Linked DNA regions of Homo sapiens: region 2 is linked to region 1. Evidence: chromatin loops called from intact Hi-C (ENCODE). Cell type or tissue: Caco-2. All regions are shown on one strand. Each heading gives the region's core, and the rest is flanking DNA. Links, peaks and the distances in the headings are about the cores only.

The links. Peaks named below come from ENCODE experiments on the same cell type or tissue, not always from the same donor. Only the 100,000 strongest peaks of a DNase experiment are listed, where the experiment ranks them.
Region 2: a loop joins it to region 1, with 2.3 times the contacts of the local background. A loop is called at or near these places in 2 of 110 quality-filtered maps.

What each region holds. Positions count from the first base shown.
Region 1 is chr5:160,012,158-160,027,743 of GRCh38, forward strand. The region is part of intron 2 of TTC1 (tetratricopeptide repeat domain 1); the gene reads left to right. It overlaps LOC124901124 (a long non-coding RNA gene), which reads left to right and starts at 2,502. Exons shown (of 2, transcript XR_007059025.1): 1 at 2,502-6,874; 2 at 11,440-15,379. In Caco-2, for the core only: a CTCF peak has its summit at 9,872 (motif pointing right); a DNase peak (open chromatin) is centred at 9,894.
Region 2 is chr5:160,259,212-160,274,797 of GRCh38, forward strand. CCNJL (cyclin J like) reads right to left here. Exons shown (of 6, transcript NM_001308173.3): 4 at 258-560. It overlaps LOC105377691 (a long non-coding RNA gene), which reads left to right and starts at 9,055. Exons shown (of 3, transcript XR_007059027.1): 1 at 9,055-9,143; 2 at 9,714-9,857; 3 at 11,543-11,854. RefSeq lists an enhancer at 2,060-2,199. In Caco-2, for the core only: no CTCF peak of the experiment used is centred there; DNase peaks (open chromatin) are centred at 1,370, 1,870 and 3,240; H3K4me3 peaks cover 378 bases.

The sequences.
Region 1 (15,586 bases), core at 8,612-11,111:
TCTATGTTAAAAAGTTAGTAGTGCTTTTCTGATACCTTAATATATTTTGCCCTGAAATTATATTAATTTTCTAGTGCCCTCTGGATTTGACAGTTGAATGGTTTGGCTCAAGGTGTCACAAAGTCTGATCCCTACCTCTAATTTAGTAAAACTTTTTTTGTGTCTCCTAGGCCAGAAAATCATACTTTAAGTTCTATAAATACTTTTATGATTTTTTTTTTTTTTAAGACAGGATCTCACTGTGTCATCCAGGCTGGAGTGCAGTGATGTGATCACGGCTCACTGCAGTTTCAACCTCCTGGGCTCAAGTGGATCCTCCCACCTCAGCCTCCTGAGCACCTGGGACAACAGGCTTGCACCACCCTGCCTGGCTAATTTTTGTGGGTTTTTTGGTAGAGACAGTGTCTCACCATGTTGCCAAGGCTGGTCTCCAACTCCTGGGCTCAAGCAGTCCTCCCACTTTGGCCTCCCAAAGTGCTGGGATTACAGGCGTGAACCACCACACCCAGTGAGGATAATTATTTTTATTGCCTGTAAGTTTAATATTCTAAGTAGAACAATACTTTTTTTCACTTTTTTCCTCCTTTTAAAAATTGAGATATAATTTAGTGAAACTGTATATCAGTTCTCATGTGTAGAATGCAGTGAGTTTGACAATTGTATACACCTGCATAGTTCACGTTTCTATCAAGATAGAGAACATTTCCATCATGTCAGAAACTCCATTTGTGTGCTTTATCAGTCATTCCTTTCCCAACCCTGCCAGTCTCTGGTTAACCACTCTTCTGATTCCTGTCCCATAGGTGGTTTTTTCCTGTTCCAGACATTCATATAAACATAATCATACAGTAGTATTCATGTTTAAAACATAAATATTTTCTATTCATTTATATATCAGTCTAAGTGTTTTCATAGCTAATTTGAAAATTTGTAAGAATATCTCATAACAGTAACATACTGCAGTGCTAGTCTTATTATTTAGAGAAATGTAAGCCACTGACTCTACTTTAAGGAAACAACCTATAAGAGTGCAGATTGCCTTCAGCTAACTGTGGTACTACTCTTATTAGGTGTTTGTATGCTATTTTGATAAATATCTTTCCAAAATTTTCAAGAAGCCAGCGAAACAGATTGAAGAAATGTCTTCTACATATATGGTTTGGCTTTAATAGCTCATCAGAAACAGGATAGTGTTATATTTGAATCTTTTAAAATAAAGTTCAGATAGTTCAACAATGACTAAAAAAAAAAAATGGCCAAAAAATGTGAAAAGACTCAGCCTCATTAATAATGATGAAAAGTACAGGCTGGGCGTGGTGGCTCATGCCTGTAATCCTAGCACTTTGGGAGGCTGAGGCGGGCGGATCATGAGGTCAGGAATTCGAGACCAGCCTGACCAACATGATGGAACCCCATCTCTACTAAAAATACAAAAATTAACTGGACGTGGTGGTGTGCGCCTGTAATCCCAGCTACTTGGGAGGCTGCGGCAGGAGAATCGCTTGAACCTGGGAGATGGAGGTTATAGTGAGCTGAGATCAGGCCTCTGCACTCCAGCCTGGGTGACAGAGCAAGACTCTGTCTCAAAAAAAAAAAAAAAAATACTAACTAAAACATTATGTCTCATCTATCAGATCAGAATATTGATCTGATGTTGACAAGGAGAGGATGTTGGAACTCATATACTAATATTGAGAATTTAAATTGTTATGTCACTTCATGGGATGCAGATACCAAATTTTTATGTGACCATTTCTTTAGATAGGGCTATCAATAGACTCTTCTACAAGGATAGGAATGTTCTACATCCTGCACCATGCAGTATGGTAGCTGCTGACTACATCAGGCTATTGAGCACTTGAAATGTGGCTATTACGGCTGAGGAACTGAATTTTATTGTAATTAATTTAAATAGTCATACGGGATGGCTCACACCTATAATCCCAGCACTCTGGGAGGCTGAGGCAGGCAGATCACCTAAGGTCAGGAGTTCGACCCGAGACCAGCCTGGCCAACATAGTGAAACCCCATCTCTACCAAAAATTAAAAAATTAGCCAGGCCTGGTGGCGGGCTCCTGTAATCGCAACTACTCAGGAGGATGAGGCAGGAGAATTGCTTGAACCCAGGAGGTCGAGGTTGCAGTGAGCCGAGATTGGGCCATTGCACTCCAGCCTGGGAGACAAGAGCAAAACTCCGTCTCAGAAAATAAATAAATAGTCACATGGGCCAGGCATAGTGGCTCATTCCTATAATCCCAGCACTTGGGAGGCTGAGGCTGGAGGATCACTTGAGCCCAGGAGTTTGAGACCAGCCTGGGCAACATAGTGAGACCCTGTCTTTCCAAAAAAAAAAAAATTTTTTTTTAATTAAAATTTTTTAAAAAGCCTTTAAAAATAAAAATAATCACGTGTGGCACAAGCCTGTAGCCCCACCACTCAGGAGGCTGAGGTGGGAGGATCCCTGGAGCCTGGGAAGTCAAGGCTGCAGTGAGCCATGATCACGCCACTGCACCCCAGCCTGTGCAACAGAGTGAGACCTTGTCTCAAAATGAATAAATAAATAATTTTAAAATCGTCACATGTGGCTAGTAAGTACCATATTGGACATGACAGCATTAACGCTGATTCTCTTGTAGCCATTTATTTCAAGGAAATTATTAGAAATATACACAAATGTATATACATAGATGTGTTGCAGCATCATTCATAATTTTGGAAAGCTAGACAATGTTAAACAGGGTATTTGTAGTATAGTAAATTTATTTGGTCTTTGTCCCTGGTTCCTGTTACAGAGCCACTAGAACCCTTGGAATTTTCTGATAGTGTAGTGTATTTTTTTGTTATTCTTAATGTACCCCTTTTGATAACACCTGAGTTCATCCTAATGAGATAACTTTTAGGATCTGGCCTATCTATAGCCTAAGGAAGGATGGGGCCAGTCACCAAAAAGACTAAGTGATTAGAGTTTTAGAGGGTTGGAACTTTTGGCACCACCTACCAAAATCCAGGAAAGGAGGAGGGCAAGTGCTGGAGATTAAGCTCCATTAAAGCTTTTTTCTTCTTGTGTTTTGAGCCAAGTCTCGCTCTGTTGCCCAGGCTGGAGTGCAGAGGTGCGATCATAGTTCACTGGAGGCTTCAACCTCCTGGGCTCAAGCAATCCTCCTACATCAATGTCCCAAGTGGCTGGGACCACAGGCGCCTTCCACCACACCTTGCTAAATTTTTTTGTGTTTGAAATGAAGTCTTACTATGTTGCCCAGGCTGGTCTCGAACTCCTGGACTCAAGCAATATTCCCATCTCAGCTTCCCACAGTGCTAGGATTACAGGTGTGAGCTGCTGCGCCTGGCCTATAAAAACTCTTGAACTAGAAATCTGATGAGCTTCCAGGTTGATGAGCACATGGAAGTGTTAAGAGGGTAGCACCCAGAGAGGGCGTGGCAGCTCTGCACCCCTTCTCCCTCTACCTTTCCCTGTGTGTCTCTTCACCTGGCTGTTCTATATCATTCATAATGTCCTTTGTAATAAACTACTAAGTGTAAGTAAAGTGTTTCCCAGAGTTCTGTGAGCCATTCTAGCAAATTATTGAACCCACAGAGAGGGTGGTAAGAACCCTGTGCTAACCATTCAGTCGGAATCATAGGTCACAACCTGGGACTTGTGATTAGTGTCTGAAGTGGGGCCAGGCTTATGAGACTAAACTCTTAACCTGTGGGATCAGACACTGTCTACCTGGAGATAGTGACAGAACTGAATTGAATTATAGGACACTCCGTTGGTGTCCATTGGAGAATTGTTTAGTGTGGAAAACACTCTCATCTGGTGTCAGACCTATTGGGAGGGTATAGTAGGAGAGAAAAATGTGTTCTTCCCAGAGTATTACTTAAATTTTGTTGTTATATTTATGTAGTATACAATGCAGTTGTTAAAGGTAAATCTTGGCCGGGTGCAGTGGCTCATGCCTATAATCCCAGCACTTTGGGAGGCCAAGGTGGGCAGACCACTCAAGACCAGGAATTCAAGACCAGCCTGGCCAACATGGTGAAACCCCATCTCTACTAAAAATACAAAAATTAGCCAGGTATGGCGGTGCACACCTATAGTCCCAGCTACTTAGAAGGCTGAGGCACGAGAATTGCTTGAACCTAGGAGGCGGAGGTTGCAGAGAGCCGAGATCACGCCACTGCACTCCAGCCTGGGTGACAGAATGAGACTCTGTCTCAATAAATAAATAAATAATTTAAAAAATTTTTTTAAAAAGATGAATCGTAGGTATTGACCTGGGAAGCTGCCTGTAATATAATGTCAAATTAATTAATCAGGTTATACAACAGTGATGATTTCTTTTAAGGCTATGTGAAAATATGTTTATACATACAAATTTGAAGGATATACACCAAAGTATAAGCAGTAAGTAACTTTGAGAGGTATGATTATTAGGGAATTTTAATTTATATGTAATGCAATTTTGTAATATTTGCTTTTTTTTTCAGTAAGCCTGTATTACATTATTCCATTTTAAGAATATAAATAAATAAAAATTGATTACTTTACAACCAAACTGTGTGCCCTACCACAAAAGCACATGAAGCTGACCCCTGATGATTTGGGAAAGAAGTGCTATTCCGTACAGGGTCTATGTAGTATTAAAGGTTTCTTGTTGGACACAACCAAATAATAGTAGCCAAAGTCTGTTAATCAAGCTAACTTCACTTGTCCTGTGGCTGGGAAGATAATTCACGCTCAAGTGTAGTGTCACTTCTCAGCAGGACTCATAAATCAAGAATAATTGAGGAGGAAAGCAGTTAAGATTTGGTAAAAACAGGAAAAGCTCTCAGAGAGTATAGTGTATTCGTGTGTTTATTTCAGCAGTAAATCTTAACTATTTGTGAAAGCTTAAATGTAGATATAACTACCCACAGGAATGGAATTTTAGCTAACATTTGAGATGTACTAGGTATGTGAAGCAAATAACTGGTTCTGAGAGGCTTGGCTAAGGTGAAGGACAAATGTAGCAGCAGAAGAGAATTGCAATAATAACATTATGATACAAAAATTCTATCTTAGTGTGTTGGAGCTGCTATAACAAAATACCTTAGACTGGATAACTTATAAATAATAGAAATTTATTGCTCATAATTCTGGAGGCTGAGAAGTCCAAGATCAAGGTGCCAGCAATTTTAGTGTCTGGTGAGGGCCTCTTCCTTACAGATGGCACCATTTGTGTCCCTACATGGCAGCAGGGGCAGGGCAGCTCCCTTCAACCTCTTTTATTAGGACACTAATCCATTCATGAGGTTGGAACCCTTATGACTTAATCACATCCCAAAAGGACGCACCTCTTAATACCAACACAATGGGGATTATTTCAACATGAATTTTGGAGGGACACATTCAGACCATAGCAAGTGTTTATAGTATTAGGACCTATGGCACATACTGCAGAATGCTAGTATTGATTCCATAAGAAAATCGCCTTTTATGGACTGCTTGTCACAGTGCAGTTTCTTAGGTCTCATGTGTAAATTTCCTAGGTAATTCATATGCACATGCTGAGGCTTGAGGACCACTGTCACAGGTTTTGCACAATCTTCCTTCATTAAATAGCTGTTGAATGAATAGCATCTTTTTCTCCCCCATGAGAGCCAATAATTGGCCTTATAAGTTACAGAAATTTTTTTCTCACATTTATTCAAGTAATATTTACATTTCTTCCACCCACTAGACATTGTTTGAGGCCCTGAGGGATACAGTGGTGAACAAGACAGGGTTTCTGTTCTCTCATTGGAGAATTAGGACAAAATGTTAACATGAAGGATGGGTTGGGTTGGAAGGATGGTGCTATGGTTTGAATGTTTTCCTCCAAAATTCATGTTGAACTTAATCCTCAATGTGTAGTATTAAGAGGTGGAGCCTTTAGAAGGTGATTAGAAGAATTAGTATCCTTATAAAGTATACCAATAAAAGACTTGAGGGAACCTGTTGGGCCCTTCTACTCCCCTTCCACAAAGTGAGGATGCAGAAAGAAGGCACCATATTGAAGCAAAGAACAAGCCCCTTACCAGACGCGAAATCTGCTGGTGCCTTGATCTTGGAATTTCCAGCCCCTAGAGCTGTGCAAAATAAATTTCTATTATTTATAAATTACTGAGTCTGTTATTTTGTTATAGCAACCTGACTAAGACAGGTGGAGAGGACTGCTTTAGATTGGCTGGTCAGGAAAGCCTCTCTGGAGAGGTGGCCTCTCAACAGAGACTTAGGGGAGGGTGGCACTGGGAGCAGCCAAATGTGTGACCGTCTGAGAGGGAAGCATTGCAGACAAAGAGAGCAGTTGAATAAAGCCCTAAAGTAACAACAAGTTTGGTGTTTTGGCATGTTCAAGGAATGGAAGAGCCGATGGCTGAAGCATGATGATTAAGGAAGAGAGTGGGCTGATAGTAGGCAAGGGTCTGATTATGGAATAGTTCCTAAGCCGTAGTAAAGAACTTGAAGTTTTTTCCAAGTGCAGAAGGAAACAGATGGATAATTTTAAGCCAGGGAGAGACGGAAGTTATTTACATTTTAATAAGAGAATTCAGTTCTTATACAGAGAATGGAGGGGTATGAGGATGGAGGAGGGACATGAATAGAACATTTGAGCCCAATTAGGCTCTAATGCAGTAGCCCAGTGAAGATGATAGTAGCTTGAACTGTGGATCTGAAGAGAAGTGTATGATTTTGGGATATATTTCAGAGGTAAAGCAGACCACACATTGCAGTGGATTCGATTGGCGGGATGGAGTGAGACGTTAGAATGATTCCTTGTCTTCAGCTACTGGATGGATGGTGTGGCCTTTATTAATATGAAGAAGATGAAGGAACTTTGAACTTATCCAGGTTCTGGTGATTTAATTCTTTCCTGCAAACAAACATTTTTTATTTGTAAGCCAAAATGCAGATTTAGTCATTTCAATGGGTTTGCTCCCTTTCACTAGTGGTTTGCAAATGGTATTCATTTACATGTACACATAAGGGATCCAAAAGTCTGTTGCTTGGTGAACATGGATTCAGAATGCCTGGTATCTGGGATTTTAAAACATTAGGCTCTGAAAGTTTTAAGGATTATTCTTTAAGGTCATTTTCTCTTTAGGAACCATTATCAAAGCTTAGAAGTTTCAGTTTAGAACAGATGTTATATTTCAGTCTCTTCCCTCTGTCATTTTTCCTAAATTCCACATTACTTAATCTTTTGGATTTCCATGTTTCTGCCACCCTATTGCACCATTTTCATAATCTAATTAATGTTGTGGCTGTGGATGTGTTTGCAGGGAATACTCTCGATTGCTTCCAAAAAGTTCTCAGTAACTTCTTCCATAGTGGCCTGCATAGTCCTGTTAACGTCATGAGCAACCTTTCTGATTTTGTTGTTTCCCTTTTCTTTCATTCTTTTTTTTTTTTTTTTTTTTTTTGAGATGGATATTCCCTCTCTGTTGCCCAAGCTGGAGTGCAGCGGTGCGATCTCTGCTCACTGCAACCTCCGCCTCCCGGATTCAAGCGATTCTCTCTCTGCCTCCCGAGTAGCTGGGGCTACAGGCGTGTGCCACCACACCCAGCTAATTTTTGTATTTTTACTAGAGACTGGGTTTCACCATATTGGCCAGGCTGGTCTCGAACTCACATCATGATCCACCCACCTCGGCCTCCCAAAGTTCTGGGATTATAGGCATGAGCCACTGTGCCCTGCCTCCTGCCTCCCTTTTCTTTCATTTCTTGTTTTCTTTTTGTTGTTGTTGTTTTCTGTTTGTTTATTTTGAGACAGAGTCTTGCCCTGTCGCCCAGACTGGAGTACAGTGGCATGATCTTGGTTCACTGCAACCTCTGCCTCCCAGGTTCAAGTGATTCTCCTGCCTCAGCCTCCCAAGTAGCTGGGATTACAGGTGCCCACCACCACACCCAGCTAATTTTTGTATTTTTAGTAGAGACGGAGTTTCACCATGTTGGCCAGGCTGGTCTCGAACTCCTGACCTCAAGTGATCCGCCCGCCCCAGCCTCCTTTTCTTTCATTTCTAATAGGCATCCTTTGGAACTAAGGTGGTCAGTTTTACCAACTTCTTAGAGTTACCACTGTTGAACTTAATGCTGTCTACAAACGATTAAATCAAATCCTAGAAGGAGCTTAGATTTCTGATCCCAAGTTTGTTTATTTTTATTTTTGTAGAGGCCCTTTCACTTGGCCTCCCAAAGTGCTGGGATTACAGGAATGAACCACCCTGCCTGGCCTGATGCTAAGTTTAAACCAGTGGAAATAAGGGTTGCTTGCTCTAAAACAGGGGTCGTCAACCCCCGGCCATGTACTGATACCAGTCTGTGGCCTGTAAGGAACCCAGCCACACAGCAGGAAGTGAGCAGCAGGCTAGTGAGCGAAGCTTCATCTGTATTTACAGCCACTTCCCATCGCTTGCATTACTGTCTGAGCTCCACCTCATGTCATATCCATGGTAGCATTAGATTCTCGTAGGCTTGTGAACCCTGTTGTGAATTGCACATGCAAGGGATCTGTGTTGCCTGCTCCTTACAAGAATCTAATGCCTGATAGTCTATCACTGTCTCTCATCACCCCCAGGTAGGACCGTCTAGTTGCAGGAAAACAAGCTTAGGGCTCCCACTGATTCTACATTATGGTGAATTGTATAACTATTTGATTATATATTACAGTTTAATAATTATAAAGTACACAATAAATGTAATGTGCTTGAATCATTATGAACACCCCCTTCCCCAAGACCCTAGTCCGTGGAAAAATAGTTCCCCACAAGAGCAGTCCCTGGTGCCAAAAAGGGTAGGGACCGCTGCTCTAAAACATTTGGAAGTTAGTGAGGTGTGTTTACATTATTTGCTGGCAGAAAAGTTAAAATGACGTTCAGTATTTCCTGTGTTTATTAAGAAAGGTCACTTTGTGTAGATCAGTGGTTTCCAGACTTTATTGTGTCTAAGCATCACAGGAAATGTATTAACCATGCACAGCCTGAGAAGTGTCTGACACCACACACCTGTGAGGCAACAACCAGGCATCTGTTTTGTTAGCAAGCCTCCCAGGTAATTTTGATATAGGAAGAACTGTGGCCACACCATGGGAAACAGATCCAGATGGACACAGATGACTAAGCTTCCAAAACAAGAAGTATTGACCTAACCCGTACATTGACTGCATCCAACATCGGAAGAACTGAATAGGAGGTTTTCTTTTACCTACATCCGTTGATCAAGGTCTAAAAACAACTTGTTGGGCCGAATTTAAGCAGTCCTGACATAGAAAATTTATTTCTGTTAAAGATTGAGTTTTGGGAAATAGAATTTTCTGATTTAAGAAACAAGGGACTATTTCCAAGATTAATTCCTCATAGATCAGTCATTTTTTTCCTCAGAAGGATAACACCTACTGAGAGGCAGGTTCTAACTGTGGCTTAGATCCAAAGATCCTCCCTCATGCCTCCCTAGAGGACCTGTAAAGGTGACTTGTGGAAAGAACAGATATGTCTTTATGTATGTAAAGCAAGTGATATCTGATTTCAAAGAAGACAAAACCAAAAGCTTATTTTTTTAATGATAAGGAATTCCCTTCAAAATAATTATAGAACTGATGTCCCTAGCCCTTCCAGTATTTGCATTCCAAGTGTAGTTTTCTTGTCCCACCTAGATAAGACTAAAGCAGAAAGTTTTGTTGCATGTGCCTCCACTTTCCAGCAGTTGAGCAAGTATGTACCTCTCTTTACGCTCTCTTTTACTCCAGCTATTGATCTCTGGGTACTGTGATCCCTGGGTACTGTGCTTGGCATAAAGTGTATGCCGTTTTATTTTGTAGCAATTACTTCACAAAACTGCAGAGGGCAGCAGAGAGCTGCTGATAGATTTATAATATGGACATAAGCTTGCCGGAGTGAGAGTCTTGGTTTTCCCCCTGTTTGTCTGTTGAGCACATGCTTACCATAGGATTATTTAAATATGAGATTATTTTTTAAATGTATTTCATGCAAGTTTTTAACTATTTAATAATGATAGATGGGGTATACACTTATAAGCTCAAAGTCAAGTGTGTTTATGTTGTATTCACTGACCTAAAGTAAAAGAAATACCCTACTCAGCCACTGCATTGTAGTCTGCTGAAGAGTGGTTTATTTATAAGGGACTAGAGAAGCACTTTCTAACATTTTGCCATGCTACCCAGGATTTTAAATTATATCAGTTGAAGTTCTCTAGCTTGGATTTTTGGGTTTTTTGGAGGGTGGTTTTTTTGTTGTCAATTAAAAAATTATATTCAAGCTACTTCTAATATTTTAAGAAAGTGAATCAATCCATTTGAAGCTCTTAGCACAATGTTTGGCACATAATAAGTATTATGAGTTTTAGCTCATTGAATGAGTTACACAGCCATGGAATCAGGCATCTAATATAGTATAGGTAATTAAGCAGATAGGGGTACTATGTTAGTAAATAGGAAATTACAAGGTAAGATTATAGCCAAGTCATGGATATTTGCTTTACAGGAAGACTCTTCACTTAGCAATAGTAGCATACCATTTCCATTTTTCATCCTAACTAGTATTTACAGTAATTTGTCTTCTTTATAGAATATCTTCTTTATGTAAAGAAGTTTATAATATTTAAATCCTTGATTTGCTAATTTTATTCAGAAAGGACACTTGTAATAGTTTCCACCTTTATTTCTTTGTTAGTTAAATGAAAATTAACCCACATATGCTACAGATTCGGGGTAATTCTAGAAATTGAGTTATTCATTCAGCAGACATTTGTTAGTACCTGCAATTAATAGACAAAATTGGCCGGGTGCAGTGGCTCACGCCTGTAATCCCAACACTTTGGGAGGCCGAGGTGGGCGGATCACCTGAGGTCAAGTTTAAGACCAGCCTGACCAACAAGGTGAAACCCCATCTCTACTAAAAATACAAAAAAAATAGCAGGGCCTGGTGGTGTGCGCCTATAATCCCAGCTACTCAGGAGGCTGAGGCAGGAGAATCACTTGAACCCGGTAGGCGGAGGTTGCAATGAACTGAGATTGCATCACTGCACTCCAGCCTGGGCAACAGAACAAAACACTGTCTCAAAAAAAAAAAAAAAATTAGGCAAAATTGGTTTTCTTTCTTTTTTTTTTTTTTGGAAATAGAGTTTTGCTCTGTTGCCCAGGCTGGAGTGCAGTGACGCAATCATGGCTCATTGTAACCTCTACCTCTGGGGCTCAAGTGATCCTTCCCCCTCAGCCTCCCAAATAGCTGGGACTACAGGCATAAGCCACCACGCCCAGCTAATTTTTTTTATTTTTAGGAGAGACACGGTCTTGCTGTGTTGCCCAGGCTGAAGTTTTCTTGAAGAATATGGTTTTCTCTGTCAAGAAACTTATAATTCAGCTAGGGAGACATGTAACTCTGCTTACCTTTTTATTTTAGGTAGTTTCGTGTTTTATCACGAAACAGATCCAGATGGACACAGGTGACTAAGCTTCCAAATACAAGGCTCAATGGGGACAAAGCCGTGTGCACAAGGCATGTCACATGTTGCCTAATCTTTCCACTCCTATGTGCTTCTTCTTGTGCTTCTTCTTTTTCTTCTTCTTTGCTGCCTTGCTGTCTTTTGATGTGTGCCTTGCCCTCTTGCCTGTATCATTCTCAGAGTCTGAGCTGTCAGAGTCAGATGACTTCCAATTCTTTTTCTTCTCCTCCTTTCTTTTTCTAGAAGGATTCCTTGTGGGGTCAGGCTTCTCAAACTCTGCTGACTTTGCCTCTTCCTTTTCCTCTTCCTCATCAGGTATCAGAGAGTATTTGGTCCCACCTGGTTGCATGAAACAATCTTTTGCAAAGTGGCCTTTACAGCCACACTTCTTGCAGGTAGTGTTCAATCAATATACTCTGGTTAGCATGTAAGTGTGGGGGGATGGGCAATGGGTAGAGCCTTCTCTGTGCTGTGTACATAGCACAGTGCCTACACATTCTGTGCCATAAGTATGTTGAAAAACTCTCATTACTGAGGTAGGGGTTTAATGTCCTTACTGGAGACTATATTTAGCTCTTGAAAGATAAAAATTATTTCCCAGGTGGAGAGTTCTATTTTAACTTTTTATTTTTGAAATAACATTTTTCAGAAAGTAGCAAAAAATAGATTCCAGCTTCCCTTAATTTTAACAGCTTACATATCCATAGTGCAGTTATCAAAACCAGGAAATAAACATTATTACAACACTATAAACTGCAGACCTTATTCAGATTTCATCACATTTTCCATGAACATCATCTTTTCTGTTCCAGGATCCACTGCATTTAGTTTTCATGTTGCCTTAGTTTTCTCTAGTTGATGACAGTTCCTTTATCTTTTTTAAGAGAGACAGAGTAGCCCAAGCTGGAGCACAGTGGCATAATGATAGCTTACTGCAGCCTCAAACTTACGGGCTCAAGTGATCCTCCTGCCTCAGCCTCCCTCATAGCTGGGAATACAGGGGCTTGCCATCACACCCAGCTAAATTTTTTTTTTTTTTTCAGGATATGGGGTTTTGCTTTGTTGCCCCGGTTGGTCTCAAACTCGTGCTCAAGTGATGCTACCACCTCAAGAGTAACAGTAATAATAATAGAACAGCCTAAGTCCTGTGGTCCAAGCCCTTGATTCAGTGAGGAAGAGGTTTGTTTTTGTTTTGTTTTGCTTTGTTTTTTTGAAACCAGGTCTTGCTCTGTCCCCCAGGCTGGGGTGCAGTGGCACGATTCCATAATTCCACTGTAGCCTCAAATTCCTGGGCTCCAGTGATCCTCCCACCTCAGCCTCCAGAGTAGCTGGGACTGCAGGCATGAGCCATCATGCCCAGCTAATTTTTGTATTTTTATTTTTATTTTTTTGTTTTGTTTGTTTTTGAGACGAAGTCTCACTCTGTCACCCAGGCTGAAGTGCAGTGGTGCAATCTCAGCCCACTGCAACCTCTGCCTCCCAGGTTCTGGTGATTCTCCTGCCTCAGCCTCCCAAGTAGCTGGGATTACAGGCGCCTGCCACCACACCTGGCTAATTTTTATATTTTTAATAGAGATGGGGTTTGACCATGTTGGCCAGGCTGGTCTCGAACTCCTGACCTCAGGCAATCCACCTGCCTTGGCCTCCCAAAGTGCTGGGATACAGGTATGAGCCACCGCACCTGGCCTAATTTTTGTTTTTTAGTAGAGACGGGGTTTTGCCATGTTGCCCATGCTGGTCTCAAACTCTTGAGCTCAAGCAATCCACCCTCCTTGGCCTCCCAAAGTGCTGGGATTACAGGTATGGGCTACCACACCAAGTGAGATTTATTTTTAACATAGGTCTCGAAATGACTATAGGTCAGAGCTCTGGAACTGAATAACATGTTTTGGAGCAGTGTCATCCCCTTTTCAAATGCCCTAGTTCTTGACACCAAGGGAATTAAAAGTGACTTTTTCTTTAGAACTATGAAGCATATAAGTTCTGTGAGTTCACCTTTTTGCAGCAGCTTCTGTGCATTACTCAGTTCTACTTCCTGCAAACAATTCTTTATTTCCACACCTGTGGAAGACAGTATGGTCTTGTAGTTAAGAGGATGAACTTTGTTGTTTTGTTTTGTTTTGCTTTGCTTTGCTTTGTTTTATTTAAAAGATAGGGTCTAGCTTCGTTGCCAGTGCAACTCCTGGGCTCAAGCGATTCTCCCACCTCAGTCCCTCAAGTACTTGGGACTATAGATGTGCACCACCTCACCTAAAAATATGAACTTGGAAATGTTAGATCTGTCCTAGCTCTATCATTTAACTTGGCGTAAAGTGGGATCATAAGGATTAAATGATTAGCAGGTAAAAGCAATCCGGAACTGTTAACTATAGCTAGTAAGTCAGAATTCGGTGAGCATAGACCATAAAATATTTCAGGTCTAGAATAGAACTTAGAAGAGCTCTTTAAAAATCATTTTTAGATACTTGGTTTTCTAAAGGTTGCAAGCATACATTCCACAGTGTTATAGAAGTATGACAACCTCAATTATTTAGCTCCTTCAAGTTATGAAGAAAAGTTGTTTGGCTAGGGATGTCGGGGTGAGAGAATTTAGAAAGGAGTACACTGGAAGCTTCTGAGGTTCTGGCAGTGTTCTCTATCTTAATTTGTATAGTAGTTTTGTGAATGTATATTTTGCAACAGTGTACTAAGCTGTACATTTCTGTATGTTTTTCCATATGTATTGTACCTCTGGTTGTTTAAAGAATTTCTGATATTGGGGTATTGAAATCTTCAACTAATGTTGTATTGTCTGTTGCTCCTCTGAATTCAGTCAGTTTTTCCTTTATATATTTTATGGTTCTGCTGTTAGATACGAATACACTTATAGTTGTTATATTTTCCCAATTTGTTGACCTTTTTACCGTTATGAAATATCCCCTTTTTTGGTCTCCAGTAATGTATCTTGTCTTAAAGCCTGTTTTGTCTGATAGCACTTCAGCTACTTAAGGTTGCTGTTTACACAGTATCTTTTTTTTATACTTTTATTTTCAACCTGTATATGTCTTTGAATGTAAAGTATGCATCCTATAGTCAACATATAATTGAATCTTTTTAAATCCAGTGTGATAATCTCTGCTCTTTGAGTTGTTTAGTCCATTCATATTTTATCTGCTTGTTGATATGTTTGGATTTACATTAGTCATTTGTCTTTTACAAGTCTCATGTGTTCTTTATTCCTGTTTTTTACTGCCTCTTTTTGTATTAGATAATATTTTCTGCATGCTATTTTAATACTTTGGATTTTATTAACTATGCTTACTTTTTAGCTATTTTCTTAGTGGTTGCTGTAGGAATTGTAATGCACATCTTTTTATAGTCTACTTTAGTTTTTCGGGATTCTTTTTTTTTTTTCTTTTTCTTTTTTTGAGACAGGGTCTCACTTTGTTGCCCAGGCTGGAGTACAGGGGTGCAATCATGGATCACTGCGGCCTCCACCTCCCTGGGCTCAGGTGATCCTCCCACCTCAGCCTCCTGAGTAGCTGGACTACAGGTGCACACCACCATGCCCAGCTAATTTTTGTATTTTTTGTACAGATGGGGTTTTGCCGTGTTGCCTAAGCTGTTCTCAAACTCCTGAGTTCAAGCGATCTGCCTACCTTGGCCTCCCAAAGTGCTGAAATTACTGGCAGGAGCCACTGTGCCCAGCCCTACTTTAGTTTAATAGTACCTAATTTCAGTGAAATATATTGATAGAAGCTTTGCTTTAGCATAGCTCCATTTCCTCTCCTCCACTTCGAACTATCGTTGTCATGTACATTTTATCAATATATGTTGTAAACCTAACCACTGAGTGTCATAATTACAGCTTTTTATAATCTTTTGTCTTTTAAAGAAATTAAAGAAGAGAGAAAATAATATTAGAGTCTTATATCTGCTTACCGTTTCTGATGTTCTTCATTTCCTCCTGTGGTTTTGAGTGACCATCTACTGTCATTTCCTCCAGCCTGAAGGACTTTAATATATTTGTGAGGCAGGTTTCACAGCAGTAAATTTTCTTTGTTCATTGTGAAAGTCTTTATTTTTCCTTCATCTTGAGGTAGTTTTGTTAAATGTATAATCTTT
Region 2 (15,586 bases), core at 848-3,347, 240 kb after region 1:
GAAAAATTACCAGTTGATCTGTAAGTTTCTAGGTTTCTGGCTGCCTGCATATAAGTTGCTATTTCTCTTTTACATGTTACTGGGCGAATCCTTGCCCTTTCTTTGCTTACTGCCTGCAAAGTTAAGAGTGATCTGGGTGCACAGGCCCCAGTGAGAAGGCCTGATCTGGATGGACATGCCTTTTAGAGCCGCCTGACCCCGACCCCTGGGTGGTGGGGAAGGGGTGGGAGGTCCTGCCATCGGGTCCCAGCTGTCACCTTGCAGGGTGACCTCTAGGAAGTAATGGGCATACTCCTTGAGGCACTCTTTGGTCTTGCGGGGGCAGGTGGTGGGCCAGGTGTGGCAGTGGTGGTCCTTCTGGCTGACGGAGGCCAAGAGGTAGTAGTCCAGGAAGTGGGCAGGCGTGGGCAGGCAGAGGTTCCAGCTGAAGGCCTCCAGGAGCAGCAGCTCTGTGCTCAGCAGCTCCTTCTTGGTGAGGGTGAAGTTCTGGCTGCTCAGGATCCTCGTGCTGTTTATTTGCTCCAACTTGGGGACGTGGTCTTCCCGATCCTCGAACTTACCTGTCGGGGAGCAGGGGAAGCAGGGGTTACTGGAAGACATTTACCTGAACCCAGGAAGCTAACGGCCCACCTTACAGTGCCTGGACATTGCTGGCAAAGAAGACAGAAAGCAGACAGGCCAGACTGCGGAGGAATAGGAGCACACATTCCAGATCTGTCAAACCTAGGCTTGAATCCACAAGCCATCACTTCCCACTGGGGGATCATGGCTAGGTGTCTCAACCTCTCTGTGACTCAGTTTCCTCATCTGTAAGATGGAACCTATACTTCATAAGGCTTTTGTTAGAGTCAATGGGAAAATGCAAACCAAATGCTCAGACAAGCCTCTGGAACACAAAGCAGCCGATAGCGGTCAGCAGCAGCAGCCAGGGGCTGGGGAATAAGGTGCCCTCCCTACTCTCCATCTGGCCCTAACCAATCCAACCTCCTGGCTAGAGTCAGCATGGCCACGCAAACCTGGCCCTGTCCCTCCACGTGTAGAAAAGCTCTTCAATGGCTTCCCGCTATCCTGGCTATTGAGTTCAAACTGTGTAAACGGGGTCTTAGTGTGGGTTCCCTCTGGTTTCCAGGTCTTGGAAGGTAAGCCCAGGAAAGATCGGTAGGTGGGGGACGAGAACAGGAAAGGGAAGAAAGCCCAAAAGGACACAAGCGAGTCACCACTGTGGACAACCCGAGCTTAATCCTACTGAGGAATTCTGAGAAACAGCCTAAGACAGGCCTCAGGTTATCCTACCCACGGGTTAAAGAGCAGAGGCATTTACATAGCAACCCCGGCAGTCATCAGTTGTGGATGCTCTCAGGGAACAATGGGAGGTCCTTGTGCCCTGAGGGTCAAGACTCAGGGGCTGGTGGGGGGGCATGACAGCTTCCACTGCGTGAGGCTCTGCAGACTGTGGGCCTCTCCAGCCTCAATGTTCCTCACTCTGGGAAAACCACCCCACAGGTGGCCGTGGACCCTGTCCTTGGCAGTTCTTGCCTATAAGCCTTCATTGACACAGCCCCCTGGGCCTGGAGCACCCTTCCCCATCCCCTCCTCACTCAGCCAACCCTGACCTGTCCTTCACCTGGAGTCCCTGCCTCTCAGAAGACGCCCTCCACACCAGCCCCCTGTACTGTACGACTCCCACATCAGGTGGTGAGGCCTTCAAGGGCCTGGCCTCGGTCTGTTCACCCATGACCCCAAGGCCAGCCTCATGGGGTGTGGAGCTGCCACTAAGTAAATGCCAAAAGAGGCATTGGGGCGGCCCAGCTGACCTCAAAGCACACATCAGTGCTCACGAAGGGAAGGGCAAACAACACATGCACGCACCTGCTCCCAGCTGCAAGTGCCTCTGACCCAGTTCCCATCTCTCATGCTGCTTAGGGGAGATAAGGAAGTAACCACCACAGGCTGCTCCACAGTAGATACAACACATTCCTGAGGACGGCTCAAAAGACGTCACTGCAGAATGAATCAACCACGTCTCAGCAAGCCAGGGTTGCTCCCTTCTCGGCAAGCCTTGCAGCAGCCCACTCGGTGGGTAACGACGACCTGACACAGAGCTCTGGTCTTTGATGCAGAGGAGTCTAGTGATTGGAAATGTACAAGACAGTGAAGGGCAGAGGCACTACCAGCCCCGCACCATGCAGTTTACAGCAAGCACACATTCCATCCCTTTCCGGAGCCCAGTCACTCAGCCTGCAATGGTGCTGTGTCCGAAGTACACACTTTCTTGTCTTGCACACAAGAACAACTCAGGCAGGCCAACGCGAGGTCAAAGCTGCCCAGAGAGGAAGAGCCTCCTGCATGGCTGGAAATCCCAGGGTTGAGGCTCTGGCCGACTGGCTCTATTGGCTTTGGCAGCTCCCCCCATACTCCCCCCAACACTCCCTCTTCAAGCACAGGATCCAGCCACGTGGGACTCCAACCCCTCCCCGGGCTGGGAATGCTCTTCCCCTCACCCCCCTTATCGGTGTCCTCCAGAGCTCAGTTTAGAGACCTCCAGATATTAAACGGACTTCCTACACTTAGATTACTTGCTTAACATCAAGTATTAATATGAATGGCTGGCATCTGACTCTAAGCCTTGTAAGAATAGGAACTGAGTCCAACCCATTCGCTGCTGTGCCACCAGTTCCCAGCACATGCCTGGCACATAGTAGGTACCCAATAAATATTTGTTAAATGAATGAATAGTCCTCTCAGGAAACAGATATTTTAGGCCATTTGAATTTTTCTCTGATGATCTTGTATTCCCCAGTTTTTTCTCCAATGATCATGTATTCTTTGTGCAGTTTTTAAAAGGAAGAATTTTATTTATTTATTTTTTCCAAAGTTGCCCCGGCTCCCCTGAATCTTGTGCTGAGCCAGCCTTGGTTGCATGCACTCAGCAGAAACGAGCTCTTTCCCTCCCCAGAGCAGGAGGTGGCGAGGTGAAGGTGCACTGTACTGGGGTGGCACTAAGACCCTTGCACAGCACTGCTGGCAGCCAGCAATCTCTTAGAACTGGCAGATGTGCTCAATCAGATTAGTTTCCTCCTCCCCTCCTCGCTTTTCAAACCTTTCAGAGCTCTGCTACCAGGCCCAAGAGGATTATCCTCCAATGGAAGGCACCAGGGATTACTGCGGAATCTGATTTCACCTGCTCCCTCTGCTTCCTGGGAACGCACACGGCAGGCCACAGCCAGGCAGTGCTGGGTCTGAATCCTCAGGAGTTTGCCCTGGACCTACGAGCACTAAACTCGACAGGCTGCTTATTTGCTTATGTTGTAGGACCTTGTCCCACATGAAGATAAAATGGTGCTGCAGAATGGAAAGTGCTTCACAAGCCCCCGGCACACAGAATGGGCTGTGCTTCGAGCTGGTCATGCACTTGCTCGTGGCAGGAACCTTCTAGGTAGGTTCTTTACAATCCTCAGAGGCTCAGAGAAAAAGCTGATGGGAGAACTCAGCTTCTACACCCAGAAGCAGACTTCAGAGTTAACCTGGGCTTGGCCTGGCCAGCAGTTAAAAAGCAGCCAGAAAAGATTTTATGAGTTTCCTGATGCTGCACGTGCCTGGCAGACATTTCCTCCCTTCCTCCTGGGACTGTGAGTGGGGCTGGCCCCTTGTCCCCAGCGCTGCCACCACCAAGCACCGTTACTCAGCTGCTTCCTCCTTATCGACAAACTGCACAGGCAACAGATGCCTAGAAGACTTCAGGCGAGTCCCCTGGGAGAGGCTGGGAACAGAATTCTGAGTCCTTCCAAGCCAGACAATAGCCATGGAATCTCTGACTTCTCTGATGCACTTTTGATTTCGAAAATTTTCAAATCAGAGAAAAGATGAAAGACAACAATGAACACATAGGACCCTTCACCAGATTCTGCCCTTGCTGACCCTGATCCATGTGTGCTCTGTCTAGGTGTATTCTGTCTGTAAATACTGGTTTTGTTAGACCATTTCTAGTCAAGTTGCAGACGTGACATGCCACCCCGAACACTTCAGCATCCGTTCCTGAGGTCATTTTCCTACAAATTGTAATGTTATTAGCATTTCTAAGACATGAACATTAATGCAATCACATTTTCTAATATTCAGTCCACATCTGACTTTCTCCAGGGGTCCTAAAAATGCCTTTTATAACCTTTGTTTTGTGTTTTTGGATCCAGAATCCAAACTAGGTTCACACATGGAGTCTATTACCGCTGAAGTCCCCTTGTTTCGTTTGCTTTTCATGACACTGACTCTGGGAGAATCTAGGCCAGTTGTCTTGTAAAATGCTCCACATTCTGGATCTGCCTGATTGTTTCCTCACAATTAGATGCAGGTCAAACAGTACAGGCAAGCAAATGACAGAAGCTGTTCTGTCCTTCTCACCCACTGGACCATAGCAGGAGTCCTAGGAAACGTCACTTTGTCCTGGCTTATGTTAGATCACTTGATTAAGGTGGTGACACGAGACTGCTCCAGTTCAAGGTACCAGCTTCCCTGGGAAATTAATAAATAATCTGGGAGGGCACACTTTGTGAATATCCTGTTTCTCAACAACCTTTAGCTCAATGGCTTTGCATCCATGGATGATCCTTTTCTGAATAAATTATTATACTGGGGGTTGAAAAGGAAGTTTTAAAAATCATATCATTCCATCTACATTTTTCTTTTTGATGTTCACATTGTCCTAAATTGGAACAGCAGGAGCCCTATCAACCTCTTTTTTTTTTTTTTTTTTGAGATAGGGTCTCACTCCTGTCGCACAAGCTGGAGTGCAAGTAGCTCAATCTCGGCTCACCATATCTTCAACTTCCTGGGTTCAGGTGGCCCTCCCACCTCAGCCTCCTGAGTACCTAGGTATATAGGCACACGCCACCACACCTGGCTAATTTTTGTAATTTTAGTAGAGCCCAGGCTGGTCGAAATCCTGGGCTCAAGTGATCTGCCCGCCCCGGCCTCCCCAAGTGTTGGGATTACAGGCATTAGCCACTGTGCCTAGTCACTATCAACATACTTATAAGATTAAAAAGCATTCTAAACCTAGTGAAGCACTTCTCTGGCTCTCGGAGGCTAGGCAGACGCACGTGTACCCCCAGTGTTGGTGGTGACGGTGGTGCCTGTAAGTGATGCCTCTTATGTGCCCTCCTTTCTGCATGTGGCTGGCTGATCCCTAACACCATTTCCTGAGGCTGGCACACAGAGCTCCTGGGCAATTCGTGGCAGGTGAGGATGACCATGCATCCATCCATGTGGCCTACATGCTTAACCACAGATGAGGCCGTGGTGGCAAGATGCTGTGGATCCAGCTTACAGACTGGCTTTTTTTTTTTTAATTAGAAAAAACTTATGACAACACATAATATAAAGTTTACCATTTTTCACTGTACAGTTCAGTGACATTATATGGACACTCACAATGACGGGCAGCCATCACCACCATCCCTCTCCAGAACTCTTTTCATCCTGCTGAAACTCTGTCCCCATTAAACAATAATTCCTAGGTCCCCCCTCTCCCGAGTCCTTGGCAAGCACATTCTACTTTCTTTCTCTATGAAGGTGAACACTCTGAAGACTGGCTTATCTTCTACCTACTGTCCTGGCAATCAAGCCTCAAGGCAGACCAAACAGGATTCCTGACTCTTCTGAATTAGCGCCAAGAGAAGCAGTTATTTTTAATTGCTTAAAAAGCCGTTTCATTTTAGAAAATTTTAAATATACGAAAAGAGAGAGAGAAATGTTACTATAATGAACTCCCTTGAATGTTATTACCCAGTGCCAACAGTCATCAGCATTTACACTGCCTTTAAAAAAGCCCGAAAACTTAAAACAAAAAGGTAACCAGCACAGAACAAGGTTCTGTAGAAATTCAGCATTCTCTCATTCCTGTTGCCCAGGCTTGAGCGCGGCCCACCCCCAACTAGACAGACCGTGTTCTGCACTGTGCCCCACGAATGCCCCCAAAAGTCCTTCATGCGTGGGAAGATGCCTACTGATGGACCCATTCAGGGCTACCTGCTGCCCTTTCAGGTGCTTAACCCAGGCTCAGAGATTAGGCCAAAGTTTCCTGGCTAAAGAGAAACAGGTTTTAAAGCCACAGCTGGCTACTTTTCTTCCCTAAAGAAATGCAATGCCGGCCAGGTGTGGTGGCTCACGCCTGTAATCCCAGCACTTTGGGAGACCGAAGCAGGCGGATCACGAGGTCAGAAGTTCAAGACCAGCCTGTCCAATATAGTGAAACCCTGTCTCTACTAAAAAAATTTAAAAATTACCCAGGTGTGGTAGTGTGCGCCTGTAGTCCCAGCTACTCAGGAGGCTAAGGCAGAATCGCTTGAACCTGGGCAGCGAAGGTTGCAGTGAGCCAAGACCACGCCACTGCACTCCATCCTGGGCAACAGAGTGAGACTCCATCTCAAAAAAAAAAGGAAATGCAATGCCCCAGCCTGGCCAACATGGTGAAACCCTGTCTCTACTAAAATACAAAAATCAGCTGGGTGTGGTGGTGCATGCCTGAAATCCCAGCTACTCAGGAGGCTGAGGCAGAATTGCTTGAACCCCAGAGGCAGAGGTTGCCATGAGCCAAGATCGGGGCACTGCACTCTAGCCTGGGCGACAGAGCGAGACTCCGTCTCCAGGGGAAAAAAAAAAAAAAAAAAGAAAAAAGAAATGCAATGCCTTTAAAAACAAGCAAAGCTATTCTTCCACAAGAATGGCCGCTCTCCTATTAAAAAATCTCTTCCTCATTTTATCTGAGAATGAGAACCAGACTTTTATCAGAAGTTGAGATCCCATAGCTATCCCCATGCCCCTCCAGCAGCCACCAGCCTACCCTGCAGGTGCTGATGATAAAGGAAAGATGGTGCTGGCGGGTCAGAGGGATCAAGGACCGCCCAGTGGTACCCAGGCCTTGCCTTTTCCCAGGTGGGGCCTGACATCTATCTTCCCAGGTGCATGTGGGCAGTGCTACGCAGTCAGGTGGCAGGGACAGAAGAGGAAAGAGAAAGCTCTGGCTGAAAGGGCTTTTTCCCAGCTTTGCAGCCTTTGCTGGCAAGGGAGGCCAGTGTCCCAGGGGTGGAAGCCCACGCAGGGCCAGGCTCAATAGAGACCTTTCTGATGCTAATGCTTTTTTCTCTCAGATTCTTCCTTCCTGGAGTGGAGAAAAGTAGCCCCAGAAAAGGCAGAACTTCTACCAGCTTTATTTATGGCCTTGGAGCCGGTGTGACCAGGGACAGCCAGGATTCTGGGGGAGGTCCCCACCAGAAACAGGCAGGAATGTCCTGGAGCAGGGGCAGGGCAGGGGCTCAAGTGCCAGTTTCCCATCCTCACTCCTGGTATCATTTGTGTGATCTTGGGCAATCACCTGGAAACCCACACCTCATAGGGCAGTAGGGAGGGTGCAAGGAGTGTCCCAGGTAACATGACGGGCATGTGGGAGGTGCTCTATAAATGGTAGCAGCTGCTGTATTATTTATTGAACATGGTATTCTTTGCACTCCAGACCCGGGATCTTCTCAAGTCCTGTTATCTAGAAATATTTTCTTACAGGTTCTGAAAAAGGGGCTGAAAAAGGCCCAACAAAAGGCTCCCCTACCCTTACCCGACTCCACAGTCAACACTGTGCTGGAATGCATGGAGTGGACTGGAGTCGTTACAGCTTCCTTTCCCCAGGACTGTGACCTTGAACTCTGGCCTCCTGCTGGTGATTTCAAGGCTCACAGTCCGGGAGGAAGAAAGGGGAGTGAGTGTTGCGTCCAAGGCCTTTCCCAGATGTCCCCCTCCCCCAGGGTGAGACTTTTCCCAGGTAACCCAGTTGGGTTGCAAGAGGCAGAGAATCCACTGGGTAGCAAGAGGCAGAGAATCCACACACCAGGATGTGAGCTCTGGGAGGGCGGGGAGCTTCGTTTGGCATTTGGTTCTCTGCTGCATCCCGAGGCCCAACGCACAGCAGGCATCAAATGTGCTGGCAGACCCTGGACCACACATCTATTTACTGCAGGGTTGGGTGGGCTAGGGGGTCTGTGAACTGTGCTTGCTGTGCCCTTAACAGATGCTCTCAGCTGATTCTGGCAACGACCCTGGGAGGTTGGGGGTGTTTCCCACATGGAAACAGAAGCTCAGAAAGGTTGAGTTACCCCGATCTCCCAGCTGATAAGGGACAAAGCAGCATTTAAAAGTCTGTCTGCTCCATGAGGGTAGGGAACAAATCTGTCTTGCAGAACACCACAGATCCTGTTCACCTAGCACAGCCTCTAGCATAAAATTAATAATAGCTTTTGTGTATTTTAAAAAATGAATGAATAAATGATTCCAAAGTCCCGAGCTTTTTACATCATAAGCAGGAAACCTTATATACAGTCACAAGGCCCCCTGCAATCCTATAAGCTCCATAATAAGTGTATCTATCTGGGTGGAGGAACTTCCATGGATGTGTCAGGCTAGTTTCAGCTTCACCCCATCTAACCGCCCTGTTCTCCACAAATACTCTTAATTTTGAAAAAATTTTTAAAAATTGTTTACTTGTTGAAGAGATAGTGTCTCACTATGTTGCCCAGGCTGGTCTTGAACTCCTGGGCTCAAGTGATCTTCCTGCTTCGGCTTCCCAAAGTGCTGGGATTACAGGCATGCACCACCATGCTTGGCCCTTCCACAAATTCTCTTGACTTCAATCTCTCCTTTGCTTACGCTACTTAGCAATTTAATTCCAGAGCCTTTCCACTAAAGAGCTATATGATCAACAGGACTTAGTTTTTTCTTCCAATGATAGCATTTAAGTCAAAGGAGTGGCTCTCTAACAGGAAACTTTTTGTACTAAAGGTGCTCCCCAGCCTGACTTTTTTTAAAAAACAGAAACTCTCTTTGACTTCTTGCAGTTATTGAAGGCAAGAAAGGTGCTTCCTACTCTTGGCAAAAAAAGGCACTGCTCATACGCCCAGCAGACAAGCGTCTTTCTGAGGAACCAGGGGAGACAGATTTTGAGCAATTGATGGAGAGGGTGTGAAACTACTCTGAGGGCACCATGCTCTGGCAGGCTGTTTTTACTGTGTAAGGCAGTGCAGCGGGCAGTGCCCACACTCTGATGATGACTGTCCTGGATTCTACGGAGTGGCAGCCGCTTACTAGCCATGTGGTCTGGGGTAAGTCACAACTTCTTGGACCTGTGTTTCCTCATCTGTGAAATGGGAAGAAGACAAGTAGATAGAATTGTGGTGAGGGTGACATGATGGCTTAGTGTGCTTAGAACAGCACCCTTTGTAAACTTGTGCTCAATTCAGAGCCAGCCCTGTAATGACAGTCACAGCTACAATGACAGTGGTTTGGTTTCTGGATGAGATTTGGTGTAGGGGAGAGAGAAAGCCAGGGACAAAGCAAGAAAACCCTTCATCTGTAAGAGGGTGCTTCAGTGGTGCTCAAGGAAGGGAGAAAGCTGAGAGGACCACAGGGGTTGGAGGCCAGGTAGCCTCCCCTTAAGTCCCCTTAAGGACCTGCTGTAGCTGCATCCAAGATCTCTGGCCCATTTCTGATCCTGTAGTTAGGAAACATCCTGGAGAAACAGGCCTCCAACACCAGCCATTCCTGGGCTTCCAAAGTCCGCTGGGTAGACCTGGTGTGAAGGTGGATCTGGGTACCCTGCCTGGCTGAGCTTCCTTTCTCCCTCAGGAAATCAAGAAAAAGCTCTCTTCTTCTCCTTCCTCTCTCAAGAGCAGGGCTGCATCTCCAGTCTCTGGCACAGAGGCCTTGATAAATAATCAACGAATGGATGGAAGGACGGATGGATGAAAGAATGAAAGCAAGCCCATTTCTGACAGGCTGAATCAATTCCTGAGCCCAGTTTTAAAAAGAGACCAGAGGTGAGGTTGTGGGTGGTTGTTTTCTTTAGGAGGAAATTGTGAAAATGCCTTCTAGGTCAGAGGTGGCATTCGGCCAGCTGGGTCACCCACGGGCTTCCCTTCTTGCTGGGAGGACTTCCCTGTGTCAGGAAGGAGAAACTGCTGTGATGACATCACACTGCGGCCTCAGGCAACCCCTGGTTCCTTTGTGCTCCGCTTTACACGTGACCCAAATAAGTGTCACTGACTGAAAGCAGGGCCTGCGGGGTGGGGGCCATTTGTCACCCGAATAGCTGGCATCTGGGGCCTGCATCCCACAAGTGCTTCTGTCCTCGTACGGAGGATAGGAGTTATCTCCTGTCACGAAAGAAGGTTTCGGTGTCACTGCTTTAAAGAAAGCTCACTCCTAACTCACCAGGGGCTGCCTCTGGCCCAGGTCTGACGGCACTGCTGCGCTGAACGTGTGGGCACTGGGGACCCTGATCCTTTGTTCCGACCTATGCGGGGAACAGGGAGAAGGAAAAGGAGAGGCCATCTTGGGTACCGCCCTTGTGGTTCAGAGGGGAGATGCTTCCAGATACAAGAGCTGGTCCTGAGGGCTGATGTTTTCATCGGGGTCAGCACAAATGCTGCTCTGCTGGCTCAGAAGGAAGTGTGCCCAGGAGTCTCCCAGCAATCTCTCCGCGTTCTGACCTGAATCTTCCTGGCACAGCCAAGGAAGGACGTGGTCTGGCTGTACAACTAGGGCCATAGTTGTACAGTGGCTGAGAACCACTGAGTCAACCCCAAGGTGACAACCTGTGTCCCCATTACTAGGCACATCCGAGCTGTATGCTTTTAGGGAAGTGTCCTAACTTACTGGGCCTCGGATTCTTCCTCTGATACTTGCGGAAAATACAACTACAGCCTACCTTATAGAATTGTTTTGAGGATTAAATTAGTAAATCTGTGTAAAAAATTCAGAACACTGTGTGACATATAGGCTGGGCACAGTGACTCATGCCTATAATCCCAGCACTTTGGGAGGCCGAGGCTGGTGGACTGCTTGAGCACACAAGTTAGAGACCAGCCTGGGCAACATGGCAAAACCTTGTCTCTACCAAAAAAAAAAAAAGTCTGGGCGCAGTGGCTCACGCCTGTAATCCCAGCACTTTGGGAGGCCGGGGCGGGCAGATCACTTGAGGCCAGGAGTTCAAGACCAGCCTGACCAATATGGTGAAACCCTGTCTCTACTAAAAATACAAAAATTAGCTGGGTGAGGTGGTGGGAACCTGTAATCTCAGCTACTCAGGAGGCTGTGGCAGGAGAATCATTTGAACCTGGGAGGCGGAGGTTGCGGTGAGCCGAAATTGCGCCACTGCACACCAGCCTGGGTGACAGAGCAAAATGGTGTCTCGAAAAAAAAAAAAATTAGCAGGGCCTGGTGGTATGGACGCGCCTGTGGTCCCAGGTACTGGGAGGCTGAGGTGCAGGGAGCCGTGATCATGCTACTGTACTCCAGCCTGAGTGACAGAGTGAGATCCTGCCTCAAAAAGATAAATAAAAATAAACAAACACTCAATAAACATTAACGATCCCATCACCACTGAGGCTAGGATTTACCCTCCACCCGCAGGTTCCGATTATAGAAAAGAGAAATGTAGTGAGATTACAAGTGATTTTTATTTTGTTATTTTTATTTTTTCCCATCTTCTGGTTTTCTACAGGAACAAATATTACTCTCCTGCTGATAAAAACACTTTAAACTCCTCAGAAGGCAAGACTCTGCTGCTGGGAATCTAGAAGCCAGAGCTAGCAGAATAACTGCCAGAGAACATTCCAGAACGTAGGTCTGCTCCAGTCCAAGAATATCTCGGCATGAACCTGTTTTACAAGTACCTACAAGTCGGGAGGCATCAGACTTTCCTAGAAAAGTCCCAGAAACCTCACTATGTCGGTGACAAAGAGAGACTTTTCCTGTCTAGACACCACAATGCTTGTAATTAAAATTAAGATTTAGGAGGTGGAGGGAGGCAACACACACTCCTTGAAGACAATCTCAAAAATCCAGGTAAATGCTCCACACATAAAAATAATCTCTAATCTTAGCACCAAGGGATAGAATAGGCCAACATATCTCGTTCGAGTCTGAAACGGATTTCAAAATCAACCAAAGCTGCCCTGCCAGTGCTAGCTATCACAACTGACAATACTGACAGGTAAGTGCTTGGGTGGTGAGGGGTGGGCTGCTGCGATCAGGGGCTCCTGAACACCGCATGTTCAATTAATTATTCGTGCAGCTTGAAATACAACCCCCACTCCCGGAAAACAAAAATAAAATTAAAATAAAAAAAAGCCATGCAGAGCCCGGAAAGTTAGGCCCTGGACAAACAGGTCTGGGTGTTAAACTTGCTAAGGCAAATTGAACAATTTAAGAGCTTCCGGCCCAGCCAGCTGTCTGACAGGCAGTTTACACAAAATCCCTCCCCTGAAACAGCTCTAAGCCTGCCAGTCTGCAGAGATGGGAACAGGAAATGGAAAATCACCATGTCCTCCGCTCACTGTGCTGTGACATTCGAGCCCCGTGCCCAGATTTGCTCAGCATGGCCCTCACTAATGTGACAGACCACCTTTTCCAGTTGCCCTGTGCCGCGTGGCCACCACGCAAACGTCACTGATTAGAGAAGCACCATTGATGTCATGGCAGTGTTTTGGAAGAAAGATAAGCAATAGTCACTTTAATTGCACACATCAAATGTAAGACCTGTTCTGATTCCTGAAATGTTCAAACATTGAAAGGCTCAAGCATTTCAAATGCTCTCCACGGCAGGAAGGAAATGGAGTTTCCTCCTGACCACTCTTGCATGAGATGTAGGGAGCTATTAAATTATCTCCTGCAAGGGCGCTGCCACGTTTCCTTGAAGATTTAGGTTTAATTCTATCAATAAATCTCATGTTTTGTCAGAAATACACCCCTGAAAAAGACCACCTGGAAATATTGCCCCATTTGCAGCTGCTGCCTACAATTAGAGCCGTGGAGGCATCTCAAGCATTCCCAGCTTTGGGGAGAGCTGATGTATTTAACTTCTCCAGGCTAGGAAGCAGCATATTCATTCATCCTTGTCGACCAGAAAGGATTAAGACTGCTTTCAAGTTTCTGAAATCTCCAGTGGGGAGACCCCATCCCGTCCCCTGCCTTGTTGTCAAAGAAGCTGCTTTTCAGAAGCAACAGTTGCCAAGTAATCAAAGCAGGGGTGAGTGGGGGATGGAGGATGCAAAGGGGAGTGATGCTGGTTTACTGGGAGGAAGACAGGCCTCTCCTAGAATCTCCTGAAGCCCCACTGCAGGTACCTGGCAGGCAATAGCTTTTAGTGGTATCTGCCCTAAGACATGAGGCTTAACAGGCACTAAAAGCAATCAGTCTGGAAAGGATTCCTTGTCTGTGCTTCCTGGATAGGGAAAGGCAGAAATGCAGGGCAAAGGCTCTCGTGGCTGGGAGCACAGAAGAGAAGCCCCAAGTGGACACGGGTGAGGGGCCGGGATGGAGAAGAGACATTGCTTGTTCTTTTATAGTTTATTGTTTAGGTAGAGAGTAAGTCAAATAAATGTTTTTCTGGAAGGCAGCTGTGCTCACCACTGTACCACCAATGCTAACAGTTCCAAAGGCTCCCACAAATGAAGTCAAATTTACGGAAAAACGGGTCTCATCAGCTGTTGGTTGAGTTAAAACTTCTGTAAGGCAATTTGGCACTACTTATCAAAATCTTCAGTGTTACCTACCTGTTGACCAAAACAATTCCACCTCTGGGAATTTATCTTACAGACAGACTCATGTAAGTTTGCAAAGATACAGGGAAAAAGCCAGTCACTGTACAGCAGTGAAAAAAAGAGATGGCAACCTGAATGTCCAAAAATAGAGAAATCATTACATAAATGACAGTGTTTATAAAACAAAGGACTTTGCAGTCAATAAAAAGAGTGAAGTAAATCCACAAGCGCTGATGGAAAAAGAGGTTCCGTAACATACTATGAAGAAAGCACCTTTAGCAGTAACCCAGCTGTGTAAATATATCTGGTCAATTCTTGTTATTCATGTCAGTTATGCTCTATAAAGCCATTGTGAACACTGAATTAGTGAATACTGAACCACTGCTCCTAGGGGAAGGTACAAGGTTAGGTTCCTGCAAGGCTCTGATCACAACATTTCATCAACTGATCAGCCTATAACTTTGTGTTGTGTATTTGTTTAATACATTAATTCATTAATATTGAACTCATGGCCAACAGCATTATAACTTCTGCCTGAACACAGCTTCTCTAACAGAGGCTTTTTTCTACAAGGCACATCACAGCCTTCTTGACCTTGGGAGCTCTAGACAGCACTTCAGCTCTATTCTTGGAGACTTGTTGACACCAAAATCACCAACAAAAAGCACAAAAATATGAAAAATGTGGCACTAAGTCCACTAAAAACACATTTGTTTACAGTGTGAGAGGTGAAAGAAGAAGACAGAGTGCTTCTTACTGGGTCTCAGCTTGGAATATGGGTATGGGTCAATCCATATGGGACACACAGCTCTGTGCGTGTTTGCAAAGCACCACGAAAGTGCCGCCACTTTTTTTTTTTTTTTTTTTTTTGAGACAGAGTCTCACTCTGTCATCCAAGCTGTGGTACAGTGGCGCGATCTTGGCTCACTGCAACCTCTGCCTCCCAGGTTCAAGCAATTCTCCTCCCTCAGCCTCCCGAGTAGCTGGGACTACAGGTGCCCACCACCACAACCGGCTAATTTTTTTGTATTTTTAGTAGAGAAGGGGTTTCCCCATGTTGGCCAGGCTGGTCTCGAACTTCTGACCTCAGGTGATCCACCCACCTCGGCCTCCCAAAGTGCTGGGATTACAGGCGTGAGCCACTGCACCCGGCCTACAAAAGAGTTTTAGCAAGTAGGCAAATTCGCAAGAACAGAACCCGTAATGAGAATCAACTGTGTTTGTATATCCATGGAACAATTCCAGAAAAATACACCAGATCAAATTCAGAAGAAACTGTTCCCAGGGGTTACCTGGGATTGGGAAAAGGATTTTTATTTTATTCTTTGGATCTCACTTTACAAGTGAGTATAATAATTGTAATTTTAAAAATCTATAGTAAGGGCCAGGTGTGGTGGCTCACGTTTGTAATCCCAGCACTTTGGGAGGCCGAGGCAGGCAGATCATTTGAGGTCAGGTGTTTGAGACTAGCCTGGCCAACATGGTGAAACCCCGTTTCTACTAAAAATAAAAAAATGAGCTGGATGTGGTGGTGTGTGCCTGTAATCCCAGCTACTCAGGAGGCTGAAGCACGAGAATCACCTGAACCCAGGAGGCAGAGGTTGCAATGAGCCAAGATCATGCCACTGCACTCCAGCCTAGGTGACAGAGTGAGACCTCGTCTCAAAAAAAAAAACAATCTGTAGTAAGGAGATGGGCCTTTTCACAGGTAAGCTCAGCACAGCATGACTGACTCACAGAGCTAAGGGACCCTGCTCTGCAGGAGGACCAGAGCCAGAGACGGGGGCTTTCCCACCCCCCTGAAAGAAAGGCCATGCGACCACCTCCTGCCAGACACTTCTCCTAGGGAGGAGGACAGGGGCCAGCACGAAGGTCAGCACAGGATGTGGCCCCACCTACAGAAACCAGAAGTCAGAACTTTACTGTAAGAGTCAGATCTATCAGCCTCACCTTCCACTGCTTTTCACAGACAACAGGCAGTGGGCCAGGGGCAGGAGGGGCTC